Linked DNA regions of Homo sapiens: region 2 is linked to region 1. A link is an interaction called in ENCODE POLR2A ChIA-PET data of the cell type or tissue named here. Cell type or tissue: IMR-90. All regions are shown on one strand. Each heading gives the region's core, and the rest is flanking DNA. Links, peaks and the distances in the headings are about the cores only.

The links. Peaks named below come from ENCODE experiments on the same cell type or tissue, not always from the same donor. Only the 100,000 strongest peaks of a DNase experiment are listed, where the experiment ranks them.
Region 2: POLR2A ChIA-PET joins it to region 1 with 5 read pairs; 7 of 35 experiments call an interaction of 5 or more read pairs at or near these places.

Annotation. Positions count from the first base shown.
Region 1 is chr2:45,660,647-45,669,400 of GRCh38, reverse strand. All of the region lies in intron 1 of PRKCE (protein kinase C epsilon), which reads right to left. Among named protein-coding and RNA genes, the nearest start is that of PRKCE-AS1, 10 kb to the left of the region's middle. In IMR-90, for the core only: no CTCF peak of the experiment used is centred there; no DNase peak of the experiment used is centred there.
Region 2 is chr2:45,549,541-45,558,294 of GRCh38, reverse strand. It overlaps SRBD1 (S1 RNA binding domain 1), which reads left to right. Exons shown (of 21, transcript NM_018079.5): 11 at 4,565-4,672; 12 at 7,013-7,170. Among named protein-coding and RNA genes, the nearest start is that of SRBD1, 57 kb to the left of the region's middle. In IMR-90, for the core only: no CTCF peak of the experiment used is centred there; a DNase peak (open chromatin) is centred at 4,004.

The sequences.
Region 1 (8,754 bases), core at 3,228-5,727:
CTCCGGGTTCTAAAACACATTCCTGATGGGCCTAATTCATTCTCCAGGCGAAAAGGAGGCTTTCTTAGTCTAAAACACTGCTGTAAATCCCACCCACAAGGGGACAGCCACATGACTCCATTTTCCTGCTTGTTTCTGAATCACTGTCTTATCTGTCTTCCTCCCCTTTTCCCCTTAAAATAGTTGGCTTTACGGTTGTCTGTGCACAGTCATATGATAAGCAGTGATAAAGAAAAATTTTTAAAGAGCCAAGTAGGGATAAGGAAGCAATGAGAAAGAGACACGTTCTCTTGTGTGAGGGGGTGGGCTTCTAAGACACAAGTTTCCTAGAAACAAAACCCACAGATTAATTTTAAATCTTCAGTCCCAACAATGTGAAAGAATGAGGCAGACTATTTGGCTAAGAAACCCAAATGTTGCTTAGTGTGATCAGGGACTTGGGGAAATAAGGTCTGAGTCCCATTCTAGTCCCTACCAAGAGGCACCCTTTATCCTCGGTTTCTCCATTTGTAAACTGTATACGAAAGGGCCGTCCCCCTCCCTGAATCCCAAAGTGGTTCATCACTATTACTTACATGTGTGTGACATGTTTTTCTTTTCGGATGCATATTAAATGAGTCTCACAACTCCGTGAGATAAGCAGGGCCAATGTGACTATTCCCATTTTACAGCTGAGGAAGCTGGAGCTCAGAGAGGTTTCAGCTTCATCAAGGTCACACAGCTCATTAGCACCGAGAGGGTGAAAAGTGAACTAGCAAACTGTGAATGTAGTACTTTATGAATATATGCTAGCCTATAAATGCTTGACAGTGGGCAGCAAATAGACATTTGGCAAACCACAGCCATTTCCTATGTAACTCATTATAAGGAGAAAGACCATCCGTCTAGGACACACCACTGAGATGACAAGCAACCCCTAGCCCCAAGTAACTGTCGGACATAAAGAATTATAAACCAAATGGATTCTTCGACAATATCTTCAGTCCCAAACCACATCATCCACAATTTATATTTTACAATAGTATTATAATAGCAATAGCAAACATTTTTGTGTGTTCTATCACATGACAAGCACTTTTCTCACCCAGGCTGGAGTGCATTGGCGCCATCTCAGTCACTGCAGCTTCCACCTCCCAGGTTCAAGCGATTCTCCTGCCTCAGCCTCCTGAGTAGCTGAGAGTACAGGCGCTCACCACCATCCCCGGCTAATTTTTGTATTTTTAGTACAGACGGGGTTTCTCCATGTTGGCCAGGCTGGTCTCGAACTCCTGACCTCAAGTGATACAACCGCCTCGGCCTCTCAAAGTGCTGGGATTCCAGACATAAGCCACCGTGCCCAGCCGTGACAAGAACTTTTCTATGCACTTTCTATGCATTATATTATTTATTTCAAACACAATTAGATAGATAGTACTGACTTAGTTTTACAGATGAAGAAACCTCAGAGAGGTTACACAACTTGTCAAAAGGTCACACGACTGGTTCAGTGGTGGGACCAGGATTAGAATCCATCTCCCTGTCATATAAAGCCCTTCCACTTAACCACAGTGCCACTTGGTTCCATATCTGGTGGTTGTGCTGCATCCTTTTTCACTTTTTTTTTTTTGAAGTTAAAACATATATAATAACAAGGAAAACTAGGTGTGGAGGTGAGGGGGTATATGGGAACTCAGTACTTTCTGCCCTATTTTTTTATAAACCTAAAACTGCTCTAAAAAATAAACATAACTAATTTTTAACAATAATGCTGAAGTAAAAGATAAAAATCCTCCTCATGTGTTGGCCTTTTCCTTTTTTAAAGTTCATACAGGTGTGTGCGTGCATGCAATTTTTTTTACAATACTACACTCTCTTCAGTTATGGAAGAAAGGAGAATACCCTAGTGCAAATACCCAAAGGAAGTCTATTATTTAGATCAATATTATAAATTCATGTTAAAATTTTACTTAACCAGGCTGGGCATGGTGGCTCACGCCTATAATCCCAGCACTTTGGGAGGCCGAAGTGAGAGGATCACTTGATGCCAGGAGTTTGAGATCAGCCTGGGGAACACAGTGAGACTCCATCTCGATAAAAAAAAATTTTTTTTTGAGACAGAGTCTCAACCTGTTACCCAGGCTGGAGTGCAGTGGTGTGATCTCGGCTCACCGCAACCTCCCCCTCCAGGGTTCAAGCTATTCTCGTGCCTCAGCCTCCCAAGTAGCTGGGATTACAGGTGTGTGCCACCACATCCGGCTACTTTTTGTATTTTTAGTAGAGATGGGGTTTCACCATGTTGGCCAGGCTGGTCTCGAACTCCTGACCTCAGGTGATTCGCCCGCCCCGGCCTCCCAAAGTGCTGGGATTACAGGCATGAGCCACTGTACCCAGCCTCTACAAAAAACTTTTAAAAATTAGCTAGGCATGGTAGTGTGTGCCTATAATCCCAGCTACTTGGGAGGCTGAGGCAAGAGGATCCCTTGACCCCATGAGTTCAAGGTTGCAGTGAGTTATGATCACACCACTGCATTCTAGCCTGGGTGACAGAGGAAGACCCCCACTTAAATAAATTTGTTTTTAAATTTAACCAATCAAGCATCTGTTATGTGTGGGGCAATATGCCAAGCATTAGCACAAAAAGGCAGGAGTTTTACCCTCAGGAACAGACCTCTTCTGTGTCTGCTAAAGAAAAGAGAGAAAGCATCAACACTGGGCATCAGTAATTTTAAACGGAGGGCACAAACAGTAAATGTTACCGCAATTCCAAGAGCCAAAAGAGCTGTAGCCTGGAGAATTCTGGGAATGATCGCCCAAAGAGAAGGGGATTTGGATGGCTGGTTAGAGTATCCCAGGGATGGGGATATGGGAGAGCAGAGCACAAAGAAGGGATAGAAAGAGTTTGGGTATGAAAGTTAGAAACAAGCCCTCAAGCAGAAGGTTCCTACCCCAGAGGATAAGAGATCCACCTGGCAGAAAATGGAAGCCGGGGAGGTGCAAACCACACAGGGCCCTGGATGTCTGGAGGGATGAGCAGACTTCACTATGTAGGCAACTGGGGCTGGCAGGAGACAATGGTGGGTTCTGAGCAACCGGAAGGGTATTTAGTGCCATGATCCCCACACAACTCATACACAAATCCCCTGGATTCCAGGGAACCAGACTAATAAAGATATAAAAACCCCTCCTATAGCTGTCTCCATGAATTAGTACTCAGGCACCTGGAGCTTAAATGGGATATTCTTTTCTAAAACGAAGGAAATATTTTTTAAAACCAGCTAGGTAGTCATGGCCAGGAATTGTGCACCTTCTATGAACAGAGCCCTGATATTCACCATCAGGGGAGGAGAAGGAAGCGGTCCTGTAGCAGGCTAATGGCAGGGAATAAACTTCAAACGTTAAGGTAGGAGGCCTTCTCCATGACTCTAGAAGCCCTAGAAAGGGGTCCCTCATCAAAAATATGTTACCTACTTACACCAAGGCTGGAATTATTTTAACAAGAGGCTACGTTTCCCTCCTCTGCCCTCACAGGGACAAGAGGACAAGCAGATCCATTCCTGGGCATGTTTCATTATTGGGGTAGTGGGAAGCAGAAGCCTAGGTTGCCAGCTTTAGCAAAGAAAAATCGAAGGCCAAGCTAAATTTGAATTGCATATGAACAACAAATACTTTTGTAGTATAAGAATGTCCCATGCAATACCTAGGACATATCTATAGAAAAAAAAGTATTCATTGTTTACCTGCAATTCAAATTTAACTGAGCATCCTGTATTTCCTCTGGCAACTCTGGGCTCAGTGCACCTGCAAGAGAAATAGGATGGTGTCATGAAGAAGCAAAGAAGACAAAGGAGCATGGGTACCAAAGAGAAACTTTTTTTTCTACTTCAAGACGTGGTGACTCTGCAGAAGCTCACAGTTGCTCATCAACTGGGGCAGAGAGTTGATGCTTACTTAAATGCCCAAACATTTCACCTACATCTATCTTATTTAATCCTCACAGCAACTCAACAAACTGCAAAAGATGACTGTTATTAACCCTTTTTTTAAATTAGCAAACAGAAGTTTGAGGAGGTTAAGTGAATTTTCTCAAAGTCACAAAGCTACAAAGCAGAAGAACAAGACCTCCTGCTCTTGGGTGAATTCTGAATGTTTTAAAGGAAGAAAAGGATTTCTATGGTTGCAAAGAAGAAGAAAAAGCAATTTCTGAGAAGTGATCCTCTTCTACTTGCCACATATATTTTTGTTACTTAAATGTAAATTATGTAAAATGAAATCCGAGCTTAAAGATCAAGGCTCTTAACAATTACAAGTAAATGCATATTTCCTCACTGAGAGTACAGTAATCTTTTCAGAAGGCTGGCTATGCTTCAACTCTTGTTACTCTTTAGCAATTCCAACATCGTGGTGGAAAGCAAAGCTTTGCTCTCTAAAGGCAGCACCTTTGTGCACTGCCCAAATTTGGCCCAGGACAACTGAACAATCAGTGTGCACTGCATTAGAGGTTGGGCATATATAAGACTCACATGGTAGGAAAATGAAGTCAGATGCTTTGGCCCAGAGAAATGGGATATACACCTGGACCACACAAAATGGGATGTGAAAAAAAGCCTTAAGCCTCAGTTACCACACTAGGCCCACAAGCTAATGCAGAGGATGTTCAGGTCAAAATGCAACAATGTCTCAGCTTTTCAAATACACAAAAGGGAGCAATGAGACAGATGTCCCCAGTGACTAAGACAGAAGCCAGTCCAAGGGAAGGTAATCCATGTTCCCCTCACCTCCCACCCTAGGAGCTGTTTAAAAAGAACCAAGTGTGAAATTGTAGTTCTGTACACTTGGAATATAGCAAACCCAACTCCTGTTGCTCATTCATTTCCAAGAGGGAGGGACATAAGGACTGGAAAGGTTTTACTGGCAACCCTTCAGTTGGTTATTACTAATAAAATCCCCAAACAGAAGCACAATTTTACCTGCATCTAATAATAAACATTAATCACAGATAATTACCAATAATAAGTAGTTAACCATTGATCGCAAACTTGCTATAAGGTAGCTATTATTCCCATTTTATGGATGAGGAGACTGGTACATATAGGCTAAATTATTTGTCCAATATGCAGCCAAAACTGATAAAACTAGATTTCAAACCGAGGACTAACTCCAAAGCCCATTCTACTAGTTTTAGATCTGTGAACTTGGACAAACCACTATCCAATGACATGAAGGATGCTACAAAGTTATTCTCCATCCCTATCAGACCTATCAATAAACAAACAAAAGAAAATTAATTGGAAATGCAGCATGTGAGATTGTCAGCATAGATTTCCTGGATAATTAAAACTTCAATATATCACTAGTGATTTTGTTCAACACTTTGCTCCAAGCAAAGTTCCTAGAACATAGAAAGTACTCAATATATGTTTGTTGAATGGCTGGTTGGCTAGATGAATGGATAGATTAATGAATGAACATCCATTCTAGCTACTGTTCCCGTTCTTTGGATAGTTTGTTTTGGTTTTTGTTTTTTTAATCGGGCAATTTTTCTGGAGTGCATTCCTACTTTAATCTTAACTGGTCTCCTGACTGCCCTCATAACACAAAATGCTAAAAACTGCCTGTCCAACATTTTCTTTTTTTTTTTTGAGACGGAGTCTCGCTCTGTCACCCAGGCTAGAGCGCAGTGGCGTAACATCGGCTCACTGCAACTTCCGCCTCCTGGGTTCATGCCATTCTCCTGCCTCAGCCTCCCAAGTAGCTGGAACTACAGGTGCCTGCCACCACGCCTGGCTAATTTTTTGTATTTTTAGTAGAGATGGGGTTTCACTGTGTTAGCCAGGATGGTCTCGATCTCTTGACCTTGTGATCCGCCTGCCTCGGCCTCCCAAAGTGCTGGGATTACAGGCGTGAGCTGTCCAACATTTTCTATATTCTTCTTCCAGTTTAGAGGGGCTCCTTTCCCTGTCTATTTAGATCCCATTTTCCTCAAGGCCTGGCTCAAAATATTACCAAGAAGCCTCTGCCAACTAGCAGAACCCACATTAATTCCCCTCTCCTTTGAATTCCCACAGTTCTTCAAATTCACTGTTTTATAAAAGGGTGTTAATCTTGATTTTCCGAATGGCCCACTTGAGAATATCCATTTCTTTTTTCTAATTATAATGTTTTTCAAAATATGTCCACAAAACATGAGTTCTTAATGTTTCCCAAATAAAAGCATTCTATGATGAAATATTTTGGGGACATATCTGGTTAAACAGACGTGTACAACTCGCTTTGCGATAGACCATCTTGAGTCTTTAATACACTAATGTGCATTTGACTCTGTAACATTTCCCAACCTCTTTGATCACAGAGACCTGAAAATAAATAAGGCTCCCACTCCTTGAAAGTCAATCTGGCAAACGCTGGTCAATTATATGCTCCATCTTTAATGGCTGATTGATGATTCTCTCAGCTACCTAAACTGGTTGAGATAATCATCAGTGCAGAAGGCAGGGAGATAGGTTCATACACCTTACATTCTAGGAATTCTGCTTGCTTGCTTGCTTGCTTGCTTGCTTGTTTTCAGAGTACTCTTTGAGTGGCTTAATGATACAGAGAGAGGGCTCCATTTAAGAATTAAATTTATTTTTTGTGGGCCTTGAACAAAGGTAGGTAAAGAAGCAAGCTATCAAAAATAGCTTTGTGATTTCGATCACAACAAAGAAGAAAGGCAAAGAGGGAAAAAAAAAAGCAGGAGCTGGCCCTTTTGCAGGGGAGACAAGGCTAAACTTCATGGAGAATAATAAAGACAAACTATTATCAGGTGCGAAGGTTAACCGTAGCCAAGGCCCAGAATGTAGGGTCCAGGAGCTGAGTCAGGATCATTGTTAACAGGTGCCTTTACAGAGCATCTAGACTATCCTAACTCCTGATTTCACAGCTGGGAAATTAATAGGAGTCACCTGACTCCCCTATTCAATACATTTCATAGAGAGAGAAAAAAAATTAGCCAATCCAGTCCTGAAGAAGTGAGATCTAGGTTTCCCCAGGCTCTGAAAGGATTGTAGTAAGCTGTGCTTCTCGGTTGTAATTTTACAGATCATATATTTATGTTATTCTTTGATTAATGTCGTGTCTCCTAGTAGAGTGTATGCTCTCTGAGAGCAACGACCAGTTCTTGACATAGTGGGCATAGCACCTGGCATATTCAATAAATATTTGCTCAGTGAATGAAAGGACGGCCAGAACAATGAATGAATATACTACTCTGTCCACTGCTTTGAATCTTTTGTGAATTCTTTCTTTTTCAGCACTGTACCAAATGATGAACTTCTAAGAGCACAGACTCAGTCAGTCTGATTAAAGAATACTGACTATTTGAGCTTCTACAAGACAGATCCCAGAGAGCTAAAGGGGGGTAGAGGGGGACACTTCCTGTTCACGAGATGCTTATATCTGCCTGGGGAAAGAAGACTGGCAACAAAAGATGCCATAGTCTGAAAAAACAAATCTATTCAAAAAGGACATAAGCAAAATCAAAGACTATTTTTCTCCTCAATAATTAGTTCTAGATTCACTCATCATGATTTTTTAAAACTCTTCTAGGCTGGGGACAGTAGCTCACGCCTGTAATTCCAGCACTTTGGGAGGCCAAGGCGGGTGGATCATGAGGTGAGGAGATTGAGACCATCATGGCTAACATGGTGAAACCCCTTCCTTACTAAAAATACAAAAAAAAAAAAAAAAATTAGCTGGGCGTGGTGGCGGGCACCTGTAGTCCCAGCTACTCGGGAGGCTGAGGCAGAAGAATGGTGTGAACCCGGGAGGCGGAGCTTGCAGTGAGTAAAGATGGCACCATTGCACTCCAGCCTGGGCGACAGAGCGAGACTCCTTCTAAAAAAAAAAAAAAAAACAAAAAACAAAAAACAAAACAAAACAAAAAAAACTCTTCTTGAAGCCAGGCGCAGTGGCTCACTTCTCTTATATAATCCCAGAATTTTGGGAGGCTGAGGCGGGTGGATCACTTAAGGTCAGGAGTTTAAGACCACCCTGGCCAACATGGTGAAACCCTGTTTCTACTAAAAATACAGAAATTAGTCGGGTGTGGTGGCTCATGCTTGTAATCCCAGCTACTTGGGAGGCTGAGACAGGAGAATCGCTTGAACCCGGGAGGCAGAGGTTGCAGTGATCCGATATCATGCCACTGCACTCCAGCCTGGGCAACAGAGCAAGACTCCATCTCAAATTTTAAAAAACTCTTCTTAAGCTTGATTACATTTTTAGTCTTATCTATCTCTTGGGGTCAGGAGCTCAGTGAGTCTACTCCTTGCTGGCAAATACAGGTGACTTTTCACTAACATAAAACTACCTCTTTGAGACTTCAAGGTGGGGTAGAGGTCAGGGATGAGGAGAGAGGAGATCCTCATTTCAGCATCTGGGTTTCATGATAGGCTTCTGTTTTTCCTCCTCTTCCCCAGCACAGTATTACAGATTTCAGTTATATTTCCTCTGGAGTTTCAATTTTGTTTAGATGTCAGTGAGTTACGATGAATTGTATGTTCCTGTCCTCCTGGTTCTCCCAGCACAGTACAGACTTTTGGCCACTTCACATGGTTTCTGACAGAAAACTAAATCTCAAACAGGTGCAACCATGCTGATTAGCATTATAATAGATTGTAATTACTAACAAGCCCATATATACCCAGAGGAACTTGGAGAGAAATATAATGTTTTGCCAAGTGTAGCTTTTATTTATGTAAAATATTGCAGGCCTGCTCTGGAGTTATTTTAGCCTAA
Region 2 (8,754 bases), core at 2,649-5,148, 110 kb after region 1:
CATTATCTCACTATGTTGCTCAGGCTGGTCTCAAACTCCTGGATTTAAACAATCCTTCTGCCTCAGCCTTCAAATTAGCTGGGACTGCAGGCATGCACCACCACACCTGGCTTCAGAACTTGTCTTTTGAGTTTGCAGATTTTTGTGTCTTTGACTTGATAAGTTAATTTTTATTCTCCCTAAAATTGTGCTGCTGTTTTTCATGTAGTAGGTTTAAGGGAAACTGTCTCTACTTTAAATGTGGAAAAAAGAAAGCCCAGTGGAGAGAGCCTGTCTTTATCTTATATATATGAAGTTGGGAGAGCATATTTCTTTGCCAAAGTGGAGAATATTTCTTTGGAGGAGTTTGTGATCCCTCACCTCAGTTTTGTGCTTCATTGTATGCAACATACATAGCATGTGTTTTGCAATGTATATTTGGTTTAAGTGAGTCCTCCTTAGTTTTATTCAGATGTATTTAACTGTTGAATTAGAGGAAGAATCAAGTTTTGAGATGACTTCCTGTAAGGCAAACCCATCATATTTTCTTTAAGTTTAAAGATTTAAGCAACAGGGTTTGTGAATTTACTATACTATTTCAGGTTCCTTAGTATGCTAAGTGCCTTCAATAAATCCCAGGAAGCCGGTGAAGGGCAGGAATTGTTTTGGTGTAAGGAGCAAAAAGGAGTTTCTATAATGTAGGAAATGAATGTAGCTGTTCTCTTTCAGGGCTGGGTCTAGTGGTCTAAAGTTCAACTGAATGGGCATGATTGAGGCATCCTCAAGTATTAAATAGACCCATAGCTCTCTGTTCCAGGAAGGGGAGGAGAGCAGTCCAAGCCAAGGGAGGATCTTGAGACTTGAAGAAGACTACTGGGGGTTTGAGAGGGTATGGGTAGGTGATATTTAAGATTTCTGGCTTTTTCCTGCAAGCAGTGGCTTAAAGGGCAACACCTTAGGAGACAAATCAGATACATACATTAAAACAAATCCCTCTGTTAGGGTCTTCCTACCTCTAAGGACTATCTGTCTAGCATACTGTTGCATGATTCAGGACTATGTTCTCTCTCCTACCTCGTCAGGCTCCATAGCTTTGTGTATAAGACCCTTTATGATCCAGCCACTGCCACATTTTCTACCCTCATCTTTCCTCCTGTTGATCTTGCCACTTTATTTCCTAGAAGCGCTAACCTTATAGTTACTTCAATTTACCGTGCTTTTTCATGCCTCTAAGCTTTTACATATGCTATAATTTCTTCCCAGAATGCCCTTATTCTTTTGTCTTGCTTGGCAAACTACAATTCATTAAAAAAACCTATCTCAGATGTTTCTTTTGGGAAGTCTTTCTTGACATTGGATTCCCCATATTAATAATAACAGCAGCAGCAGCAGCAGCAAAAACTTACATAGAATGTATTAGGCACCATTATAAGTCCCTTGCTTATGTTAACTCACAACAATTCAATGAAGTAGACTATTATTACTCCCATTTTACTGATGAAGAAATAGTAGCACAGATATACTTAAGTAAATCCACCATGAACATAGAGCAAGGCCAGACATGGTGGGTCACGCCTATAATCCCAGCACTTTGGGAGGCCAAAGCAGGTAGATCACTTGAGGTCAGCAGTTCGAGACTGGCCTGCACAAAGTGGTGAAAACCTGTCTCTGCTAAAAATACAAAAATTAGCTGGGCGGGATGGCGCACGTCTGTAGTCCCAGCTACTCGGGAGGCTGAGGCAGGAGAATGGCTTGAACCTGGGAGGTGGAGGTTGCAATGAGCCAAGATTGTGCCTCTGCACTCCAGCCTGGGTGACAGAATGAGATGAGACTCTGTCTCAAAAAAAAAAAAAAAAAAAAAAAAAAAGTAATAGAGCATAGAGCAGAACAGATCATACTTTTAACTAGTATATTATACTGCTGTTTGCTGTCACTTCTGCTTTTGAGCTCTTCATATCTTTAACATTTATTTCTGTTTTTACATTTATTGTGCCATACATTTGTTTAGATATTTGTTTCATTGAAAAAAGGTGTGTTTGTTGAATTCATGCCTTTTTTCAATGGAGTAGAGAAATCCTACTCCTCTGTATCCCTAATTCCTTCAGGCAAATGTTACAGTAGGGAGCAGCAGGGATTTAGGTGGAAGGAAGGATGTATATCCTGCCTAAAAGCACTTCCACTAAAATTTAAAAACTGTATGACACTTTCTATGGAAGAGATTCAGTTAGTTGCTATTATGTAATCTTTGGAATAAAACATTGTAAGTGCTTAAATGTTTGTTCAGTGAAATGTAGTTCATTTCCTAGCCTAAGATAAGTAAAGGGGATGAGAGTACCCTTAAGGTAATATTAATTAATATTTTGTTAATGGTTTTCATTCAAGAGGGCAAGGGCAGAGATGCTGTAGATGGATGAAAACACAGAATGGATAGTATCATAGGACCAACAGGTTTATATGCCCACTGTGCCGTAACAGACTAATACACCAAGACAGCAGGGTTTGTAGCAGAGAAAAGAGTTTAATGGGCCTGGCGAGGTAGCTCACGCCTGCAATCCCAGCACTTTGGGAGGCTGACATGGGCAGATCACGAGGTCAGGAGATCGAGACCATCCTGGCTAATACAGTGAAACCCCATCTCTACTAAAAATACAAAAACAAAAAATTAGCCGGGTATGGTGGCGCCTGTAGTCCCAGCTACTCAGGAGGCTGAGGCAGGAGAATGGCATGAACCCAGGAGGTGGAGGTTGCAGTGGGCCGGGATCGCGCCACTGCACTCCAGCCTGGGCGACAGAGCAGGACTCCGTCTCAAAAAAAAAAAAAAAAAAAAGGGTTTAATGATTGCAGGGCACTGAGTGAAGAGATGGGAGGAGGCCTTGAAATCCATTTTTCCAAAAAATTCTGGGCTGGGTTTTTTTTGTTTGTTTTGTTTTTGTTTTTAAGAAAGGGTCTCTGTTGCTTAGCTGTAGTGCAGTGGTGCATCATGGCTTACTACAGCTTCAACCTCCTGGGCTCAAGTGATCCTCCTGCTTCAGCCTTCTAAGTAGCAGGGACTACAGGCACACACCAACACATCCAGCTAAATTTTTATTTTTTGTAGAGACAAGGTCTGGCTATGTTGCCCAGACTAGTCTTGAACTCCAAGTGATCCTCCCACTTTGGCCTCTGGAAGGCCATACTCTGGGATTACAGATGTGAGTTACTGTGCCCAGCCTGGGCTAGGATTTTTAAGGGGATCGTGGAGGGAAAGGAGCTGGAAATTTGTGGTCTTTGATTGGTTGGGGTAAGGGGGATAAAATCATCAGCATATGGAAACTGTACTGTTTGGTGAGTCAGCTTCTTGGTGGGAGTCTTTCATAGTAGCTGATGTCAGTAGTTTCATTGGTACACAGGACCTGAAAGAGTATTCAAATGGAAAACTTAACATTTCATAATGTTCAGGTTGTTACCTATAGAGCAGTTAAGGGGAGCTATAATCTAGTAACAGGGTCTGTGTGATTCTAGGACAGTAGGCACCAAACAACTATGAGGAAGCAGGTCAGAGAGTGAGCTGACCTCATGATTAATGCTGAATGTGCTGCCAGCTTGGTTTATTTTCATTTCTAGCCCTCCTTTCTTTCCTGATTAATTTTATAAGGTTTATAGGGACCGTTTCAGTGAGGCTACATTTGTCCTTTTAGCTTGTGATTTTCTCTTCTATTCTTTCCCCAGTGTTCATTAACAATTGGTTCTGTGGCATTTATAGTCCTCATTACATATGCAGATGTTGCCTGGTAGAGCATTGTGGCCTGAGCAATAGAGTAAGTTCTCAGAAATGGCAAGAGGCAAGGGTTGAAACAGAGTTTCTGCTTTGCTCAGTCTACTTTAACTCTCAGAAAGAGATAAAGAAAGGGGGAAAAAAGGATACAGTGGCTGTCTTAACTTGGACTAACATAACAAAATACCACAGACTATGTGGCTTCAACCGGAGTAATTTATTTTCTCATAGTTCTGGAGGCTGAGAAGTCCAAGATCAAAATGCCAGCTGATTCATTTTCTGGTGAGGGCTGCCCTCCTTGGCTTGTAGACAGCTGCATTCTTGCTGTGTCCTCACATGGTTGAGAAAGAGAGAGAAAGAGCAAGCCCTCTGTTATCTCTTCTTATCAGGGCACTGATTCCATCCTGAGAGCCCCACCCTTATGACTTCATCTAAACCTGATTATCCCCCAAAAGCCCCATCTTCAAGGTATGGATATGGGGAGGGACACAATTCAGTCTGTAGCAGTGGTGTAATAATTTTTTGGTGACTTTCTTGTATCTTAAGATTTTGGCCATTATTAATAATGCTTTGGAGACCCTTTACTGAAGAGGAAATTTTTTCCTTGTTTTATATCTGACCATAGATAGTTACTAGGATTTTTAAAATAAAAACTCCAGATGTCATAGTAATAATTTTCAGATACCACAGCCTTTCCTCACAGATTATGTTACTTTGGCTTCAATAAAGGTTTTCCCCGCTTCTGTATTCCATCTCCCTTCTTTTTGGGAGCCTTTTTATGGCCTTATTTATTGTTGCATCAGTTTTAGTGTGGGCTTTTCTGTTTTGCAGGTGGAGACCACGTAGCTTTGCAAGGCCAGAGTTAATGAAGATCTTATATAATTCACTGAATGATTCCTTTAAACGCCTTATTTATCCTCTTCTCTGTAGAGAATTCAGGTATATATCTTGTCTTGTTTAATTTTGTGTACTGATTATTGTTATATGATACTAGTACCATTACAGTGTGTAGCTAATGTTTGTTGATTGATTAACCAATCGAAAGAATTTAGTCAGCATCACAAAGTGTTAAAGTTAAGGCTTGATTTCAATCTGTAGATGCATTCACATGCATAGATCATAAAAATAGTTCTTAATTATGATATGTTTTTCAAATCTTGACCACTTAATGTGTACCCCTTGAAATCCTGCAATACTAGTCTTGCAGCTGGAGGCAGTTTTTAGAGGTAAGAGAGCCAAAGAAAGCATAAGGAAATCAGTAGGGTACATGATGAATCAATTACTTTGTTTTTAACTCCAAATGGGAGTTATTTGGATGAAAAATTATCAGCAATGATAAATATTAGGAGATTATTAAAATGGCAATGTGAACGGACTAATAGAAGGACTAAGTAATATAGATGAAAACTGCAAAAGAGGTGAGGTGCAGAATTGTTTTCAGGACAGAAGATGGAAAGAAAAGAAATGTAGGGAGGCAAAACTCCTCTCTCTTGCTTCTCTGTAACCCTTGTTTTTGCACCCAATCTTTAGAAACTAGACATTCCCTAATTCATTCCTTCCAAAATATTATAGATTATCTTCATTCTCATTTCTTTGTAGGTTTCAGCAAGGGCTACTTGAAAACTGTAGTTTTGTAGCCATCTCTTCAACCTCTCTAGAATTTTTAGCAGCCTATGTAGGGCTTGTTTCTCTTTTGCTGGACTTGACCATTGAATTAAGATGGGTTCAGAGCAGGGAGTGAGCAGGTACTATTAAAAAAGACACATAGTCCTGTTGTCCAATTTCTTTTTACCAAAGTCATTTAATCTCTTGTTACATCCATTTTAGCCTAGATGTAGCCTAAAAATATTGTTCCTTTTAGAATTGTATTTCACTTCAAGCTGTCTAACATCGCTTGCTTTTGAGAGCTAGGGCATACACTTTAAAAATTAGGAATTTGGTTCTTCCTGAAGGAAAAAATTATGTTATTTAAAATTTCAATTTCTTTTTGTATGTTTTTCTTTTTATTGTTTTCTCATGTTGCTTATGTCTAGTGGCACTTTTGACATTTTTTGCATATATTTTTGATTTGAGTAGCTTCACTGCATGTGGAATAATTTCATCAAGGTTTAATGTAAACAGTTTGATGTGGGATCATTTAATGTATAAACTGTTTCTGAATTCCATTAGCAGTAGATAAGCAAGAGTACTTTCTCTTTCTTTTTCTAAAATGCCCATGGTTAAAATAATATAACTTATTTCAGTTTATAAGTTAGTTTGCAGGTATTATCTACAGATACGCCTCCTGATAGGAATACTTAACCTGAATAGCAGTTAAAGAGGAGGACACTCCCACTTGGTTTGTTTTTTAGACCATTTTATTTTGCAGTCACTTAATTTGGTTGACTGTATACTATGCATAGCCTACGTCTGCATATCTTATTCCCGTGACTGTCATGATCATTCATCCATGTGTCATTTTTCACATCTATCTCTGTCATCAGTTCTACATTGTCAGTTACAAAGTGCTATCTATTTTGCCATCTTTTATTATAACTTGAATTTTTCCTCCCCTTTATCTCCGTGGTGACTGTCTTAATTCAGGACATCATCATTTTTTGTCTGGATTACTGAACTAGCGTCATAGATGATCTTGGTCTTCTGTCTTGTCTTTTCCAATGCATATTACAAATCGCCCTTTCAAAATTCTCATCTCACAATTTCATGCTTGTATACTTCTTTCAGCTGATCTTGTTTGTCTCCAGGATAGAATCCAAGCTCTTGAGAAGAACATGCATGACCCTTTGTGATCTGTTTTTTTCTTGCCTCTACTTCTGTCTCGCTGTTTCTTTTTACTTTAGCATACGAAATTACTTGCTGTTTCTATGATGAGCCATGAGCCTTTACATATGCTGTTTCCATTGTCCGGGATATTTTCTCCCTGCCCACTGTGCCTACTTTTGTTTGCATCCCATGTGACATTCAAATGTGCGTACACTCTCTGTCTTTCTCACATATACACATATTTATAAATATGGGTTTTATATACAGTAGAGAGCAGATAGAGAGGTAATGTAGGTATGATAAACTTACAAGACTTGCTTCAGAATTGCTTGTGGTATCATATTACTGTGATTAGTGAAAATAGACTCAATATAATTTTTGTATATTTTTCTCTTAAGTTATATTGTTATAATAAATTATCCTTTGAGAAATAATTGTACAAAATGAATTCTGCTCCTTTTCTGGAAAGAAAATTTGGGTGAATGAAAAACTTTTTCTTTTCTTCTATTTCTAAAGAGCCAAACTAACATCAGATGCAGAGAAGGAATCAGTAATGATGTTTGGACGGAACCTTCGTCAGCTCCTTTTAACAAGCCCTGTTCCAGGGCGCACCTTAATGGGAGTGGATCCTGGTTATAAACATGGTTGCAAATTAGCTATAATTTCTCCTACTAGTAAGTTGTCTTGCAATTTTCCATGTAAAAGTTGTTTGGTTGGTTATAAGTTTCACTTCATACATTTCATGAGGATTTGGAAATAATGTTAATTTTAAAGGCTTAAAAAGTGGTTTTCTCACATACAGGGGTGTTGGGAACCAGATAATCAAACTTCATTTTTCTCTCATTTGTTGATCAAACTCCTCAATATACAACTATCATTTATATGCTTCCTATATCTCAGTAGAGATATTGAGGATTAATTAGGCTCGGACTTGAACTCTATTAATTCCCCATCAGATTCTATTATTGTGATGCATTTATATATGATGCATTTTAATTCTGCTTATATTTTAAATACCAAAAGACATTTTTATTGTTTTGCTCAATTTTTTTTCCTGTTTACTTACATTTACACTGATATTCTTCATTTCTTTTGCATTTCCGTGCTTCCATTTGAGATCATTTTCTTTCTGCCTGAAGAACTCTATGCTATTACTTTTAATGAGTCACATTGTCTTAGTTTTAGTTTGTCTGAAAACATCTCTGTTTTGCCTTCATTTTTGAAGAATATTTTTTGCTTGGTGTAGAATTCAAGATTGGCAGTTACTTTCAGTACTTTAAAGATGTCATTCTTTTTTTTTTTTTTGGCTACTGTAATTTTTGTTGAGAAGTCAGCCAAACTGTGGTTATTTGTTATTGTTCCTTTGAAGGTAATATGTCCTTTTCCTCTGGCTGCTAAGATTTTCTCTTTGTGTTTCTCAGTTTTCTTATGATGTGCTTCAGTGGGTGTGTATGTATGGGTTTTCTTGTCTTTTCTTTTCTGCATGAATTCCACTTAGGGTTTGTGGAGCTTCTAGCATCTCTTTCTGGAACTCCAATTACATACATATTATACCTTTCAGTTTCTTCTCTCCTTTTTGTTTATTTTCTGTTGATCATCTAAGTTAATTAATCCTCTATCCTGCTATGTCTAATTTGTTACTAAAACCATCTACTGGGTTCAAGTGGTTGGTTTTTCAGTTTTAGAATTTCCATTTGATACTTTGAAAAATAGGGTTATAGCTCCCTATGAACTTCTTTATTTCTAATGTTTTTGATCTTTTAACTTCTTGTTTTATTTTCTATTAGCCTTTACTATTTTAATTTTTTAAGTTTAGATTTTCATTTCTGAAATAATTTTTTCTTTCATCTCGAATTCATTCCCAGTTTATCTCATCTAATTTCTGAGATTTTCTAATTTTGACTTATGTTATTCTTTTATTTATTTAACTTTTACTGAGTCAGGGTCTTGCTCTTTTACCCAGGCTGGAGCACAGTGGCGTGATCTCAGCTCACTGCAGCCTCTGCTTCCTGTGCTCAAACTATCCTCCCACCTCAGCCTCCCGAGTAGCTGGGACCATAGGCACGCACCACCATGCCTGCCTTTTTTTTTTTTTTTTTTTTGTATTTTTAGTAGAGACGGAGTTTCGTCATGTTGCCCAGGCTGGTCTTGAAATCCTGAGCTCAAGCTATGTGCCTGCCTTGGCCTTCCAAAGTGCTGGGATTACCAGCATGAGCCAGAATTAACGTTACTCTTATTTTCTGTAATGTTTTTTTTTA